Regions from separate parts of the Homo sapiens genome. Here region 1 is linked to region 2. Evidence: chromatin loops called from intact Hi-C (ENCODE). Cell type or tissue: gastrocnemius medialis. All regions are shown on one strand.

Evidence for each region. Peaks named below come from ENCODE experiments on the same cell type or tissue, not always from the same donor. Only the 100,000 strongest peaks of a DNase experiment are listed, where the experiment ranks them.
Region 1: a loop joins it to region 2, with 2.7 times the contacts of the local background. A loop is called at or near these places in 39 of 110 quality-filtered maps.

What each region holds. Positions count from the first base shown.
Region 1 is chr12:29,795,732-29,798,231 of GRCh38, forward strand. No RefSeq gene overlaps it. Among named protein-coding and RNA genes, the nearest start is that of TMTC1, 13 kb to the left of the region's middle. RefSeq lists an enhancer at 1-216. In gastrocnemius medialis, a CTCF peak has its summit at 1,231; a DNase peak (open chromatin) is centred at 1,330; H3K4me3 peaks cover 292 bases; H3K27ac peaks cover 1,192 bases.
Region 2 is chr12:29,544,784-29,547,283 of GRCh38, forward strand. All of the region lies in intron 10 of TMTC1 (transmembrane O-mannosyltransferase targeting cadherins 1), which reads right to left. The region is part of intron 5 of LOC105369714 (a long non-coding RNA gene); the gene reads left to right. Among named protein-coding and RNA genes, the nearest start is that of OVCH1, 48 kb to the left of the region's middle. In gastrocnemius medialis, no CTCF peak of the experiment used is centred here; a DNase peak (open chromatin) is centred at 1,398; H3K27ac peaks cover 1,539 bases.

The DNA.
Region 1 (2,500 bases), 250 kb after region 2:
TCACACTTGGCCCAAAATTCAGATAACAGCTCCCAAAAGGTGCTATCAGGAGTGACAGTGATAGCAAACCCATACAACATGCCATAAACCCGCTTACTCTCTGTGCACATAAAAAACATGACTAACCAATTGTGATAGTTTTGCACATTAACTCCAGATGCAACCTTAAAACCGCTCTCAACACTGCCTCCCAGACTGCCACTCTCTGTTAATAGGTTGGCCTGTGAGTGGAAACCCCTTTACAGTCCCTGAGCCAGTGGAAGATGGCTGCAAGGAGGCACGGGTCCTAAAACATAATAATGCATCTTCCACATAAATGAAAGTCTAGCACTTACAAAGTGTTTCCATAGCTTTAGATTTTATCACTTCCATTTGAATAAATGTATTACCAATAAATTTTTAAGGAGGACTAAGAAGATTACATCTTTTGTACTTTGAGATTCTTTTAAGGAAGTTTCTATAAGAATTTTTACTATTCTGCAAATATAGTACCAGATAATTGAAAATTACCATACAAGGCTTATATGGCCATATTAGAGTATTTCTATGAATACTGATGCCTAAAAGTGTGAGAAATCCATGAAAAATATGCCTGAGAGCCATTTTAAACAAATATAGGCAAAAATAAGGGCCCCGATAATTAATATAGTTTTAGCTATAATTTATCACCACTAAACCCAATATTAGGGGTTTTGTGTGTTATATTTGCCTCCAAATTGAAAATAAATTGTTTATGGATAGGAAGATTTCATTGAATCTGTGTTTCCTAACATTAGCAGAATTTTGATTCTCCAACTATTCACACCAGTTCCTGAATGAATTATTTTACTTTACATGGTTTCTGGTCAAGATATGTACAGAGAATTGGGCCTTTCACTCCCAATCATTGCTAGACTGGGTTCCAGTTTTCTAAACTGTGAACAAACCCCAGAGGGCAGTTGTGAAGATTAAAAGAGGTAAGTCAAGAGCTTTGAAGAGTGCCATAGCAAGGTGTGCTCAACACGTTAGCTAAGATAAAATATTGTGATGGTGATGATGAAGATTTTTCTCTCTTTTTTCCCTTAGCAATTTTCTCACTACTGCCATTTCTCGCCATTGTAGTAACATGGAATAACTACTACTAAGCGACTATTAAATATCTGCTTTTCAATTCCTGACTACTGATTGATTTATTGATTTACTTTGAAGGAGAATGTGGTTATCAGCCTAACCTGCATTTACTCTGGACAACCACAGTTTATTTTACTCACGATTGCCTCATTGCAGTTGCAGGATTGAGACTATAAACCTTCTCAATTCCTGGTGCCAGAGAATGCGTAAGGAATTCTGGCCAATGAGTCACACAGCTGCTCTGTTGTTTCTAATTTGGCTGCCAGGATCAAGTTGCTTCTCAAAGAAACTTTAATAACTTTTCTTTCCAAAACGTTAATCTTCATCATCTCATGGCTTAAGTGTTTAATGATTACTTCATAAACAATTTTCATACTTCCCCACGGTTACTCGCAAAGTTATCCAGCTATTTTATGTTTATCCCCTTTTTCAATCTGCTTAACATTTAAAAAAAAATTGTGAAGCTGAGCGTATGGTGAAAACGAACTAGCAAAAAACTAGGAAGCTGTAATAAAGACATATTTTTCCAAAGATAGCCTTTTTCTAGGATTTTCAAGGGAATCTGTTTTTTTTTTTTCCTTTAAAGTTGCAAGGTTGAAGATAAATCTCTTTTGCTCCATTTGTAGTAAGTCACTAAGGTAGGTGATAGTGAAATGTTGTCTTTGTAGTACTAACTCTGGAGAAAATAGGAAGGTTCTGGGCACAGAACGAGTGAGAGGGACTTTTCCTCCCTGTCATGGGGAGACTAGGTCATTCCAATTAACCTTCCCTCTAAAGATCCATAGAAAACCAGATTAAACAACAACACTATTTGCCTCATAACATCAGATCATTAAGAACAGAGAAGTGTCAGGCCAGGGAAAGAGAAAGGACAAGCCCAGAATTTGGGGCCCCTTCTGTGCTGGGGAGGAGTGAGAGGCTAAGCAGAGAACACTGAGAGTCTCCAAGGAGAGCAGGGCCCACAGGGTGTGGGGACCCTGGTAATCCATCCTGTACATAGGAGTGGGGCCCTGAAGAATGGCATTAGAAGTGAAGAGGGATTAGAAGTTGGTCACCACTCCCACCAATTGCAACTCAGCTTCTAGGGATCTTGACCATCTTAACAAATGTGAAAGAAACACTTTTAGTAAAAAAAATGGAAAGAGTTTATCACCAGAAGACCGGTACTAAAGGAAATTGTAAAAGTGGTCTTCCAATAGAATGAAAAGGATTTGTGATGAAAGGCACAGCAATGGAGGAAGTAATAGAATGCAACGTAAGTGGTAAATATGGTAATATATGATTAAATCTAGTGGGAAATTCCCTGCTTGCAAATCTGTAGTGACAGAAAGTAAATTACCAGTTCCCAGGGGCTAGGCAGGAGAGAGGCTGGTGACTGTTAAAAAGCAAA
Region 2 (2,500 bases):
TTTAGTCAGGATTCATTTGCCCCATAGCTAAAAGGATGCTTTGATGATGCAGTTTAATGCGTGTTCCTGGGTTTAGGCTCAGGCTTGGGGTGGTCTAAATCTCAGCTCTGCCCTCACCAGTTGAATGATGTGTTAGATGCTTCATCTCTAGGAGCCCCAGTGGCCAAAGAGAAATGTGCTTATTATTAAATAATCTCTACCTCTCTAGGTTCCTGTAAGAGTGGAGTAAAAGAACATGAGTGATATGCTTAGCCGAGTGTCTGGCACATAGTAGGAGGCAATAAATGCTAACTCCACTTGCTCCTTTCTCCTCTCCAGCAAGATTCCCAGCTCAAATTTCTACCAGAAGCCTCACAGATGGGTTTTTTTTTTTCAGCAGAGGCAGGATGCTATTACAATGCAAGTACTTCCTCTGGAGAGAAAAGGGACTTTCAAGTTCTTCTCTGGTCTTCTTTTTCTTTTACTTCTCAGTTAAAAGACCAGAAACCTGTAGTTGTAGTTAAAACCACAGATTCTTGCAGCTGGATAATTCTATGAGATCACTTGTTCTCACCCTTTGTTTTAAAGAGATGGAGGCCGGGCACAATGGCTCACGCCTATAATCCCAGCATTTTGGGAGGCTGAGGAAGACGGATCATTTGAGGTCAGGAGTTCGAGACCAGCCTGGCTAACATGGTGAAACCCTGTCTCTATTAAAAATACAAAAATTAGCCAAGCATAGTGGCTCATGCCTGTAGTCCCAGCTACTCAGGAGGCTGAGGCAGGAGAATCACTAAAACCTGGAGGTTGCAGTGAGCTGAGATCAGCCCACTGCACTCCAGTCTGGGCAACAGAGCAAGACTCTGTCACACACACACACACACACACACACACACACACACACACACACACACGGATAGAAACTAAGCCTCAGCAAAGTTTAAATTTCCCCGAGCTGTTCAACTGCAGGGGTAGAAAATGCATTATCTACTTCTGATTCATTGCATATTTTATACCAAGGACCTGAGTTTCAAATTGAAAGTGAGAAATTATGTCCCTGGGCTGATGATAATTAATAATAGTTAAAGCTTATTTCATCTTCATTGGGTAATAGGGCCTATGTTGAGGACTTACACGCATTATTGTATTTAGTACTCATGAAAGATGTAGTTACTAGTATTATTTGCACTTTATACACGAGCAGTTGGAGGCACTGCAAGGTAAAATCCTTTTCCCAAGGTCACATGTAATTTTGCAGTAGAACTGAGACTCAAACTCACTAAGCTCTCCCAGCTGCTAGTCTTGAGGAGAACACACAGGAGGTGGTAGTGAGGCAGCATGATGTGGCAGAAAGCACTGGCATCAGTTTCCTGGCCCTGGGCTCTCTCCTCACGTGATTCTCAGTCTGTAATGGGAGAGTGATGGGCTTGTCCTAGACAACTGGTGTGGGCAGGCTCATGAGACATGAGAAGTGCTGAGCAGAGTGCCATTTAAGTGCCAGTTACTGTTGTCCCTGTCACTTGCAGGAGGAGGGTGGCCAGAAAGCTGAGGGAAGAGAGCCCTGCTATGCTGGCCGGCAGACAAGAGGCAAGGCATGAAAACACCAAACTAAGGGAACTGGGCCCTATATCAGGAGGGTACAAATGGGAGGGAGGTTGGCAGAATTGCTAAGGAGTCACCAAGAAGGGAAGGGGCCTTATTTCATGCTTCCTGGGACAGACCCTGCAGGCCACAGACAGGGGTGGAACATGCATATTCCTCTTTCTGTCCTTCCTATTTCTCTTCCTGGCCTACACAGAGCATTTTTAGATTTAAAAGCCTTTTGATTATGTCTAACAGCCTATATGCCAAATTTAATTGTCTGGGTAAAGTTGATCTCCTACTGGGCTTTAGAAAAAATGTTCAGGCACTTGGTACCCTAAAGTAAGACAAATGTATGCAGAAAGAAATTTTCAATGATTATCCACATTTCTCTTATTCTTTTAATTGAATCAGACTAGTCCCAGCTACTCGGGAGGCTGAGGCAGGAGGATCGCTTCAGCCCAGGAGTTTGGAAGTTTGAAGCTGTTGTGTGCTATGATCGCACCTGTGAATAGCCACTGAACTCCAGCCTGGGCAACATAGTGAGTCCTTTTCTCTTAAAAAAAAAATTCCTCTTTCACCTTGAGTTATTCCAAAAATTATTCCTTTTTCACCTATATCTTGAGTCATCCCAAGTCTTTCAGGCAGCACAGGAGCTCAAGGGGACAAGATAACAAAGGATTCCGGGAAAGATTGTAAAGGGTGAATGGGGTGGGAAAATGATTTTCAGGACAAGGGAGACTACTGAAACTCTTGCACTTGACAAAGCAGTCTGGCCTGTTTAATTATCCTCTGTTAGAAATATTTATGCAATGAAGGAAAATGATGACATTCCAACTCCTTCAAGAGAATGTAAACAAAAACCAGGGGATTCCTCAAAGCTTGCTCCCACCCAGCACTTCCTGGGCAGCTCTGTCTTCAGGTCTCCGCGGTGTTTACT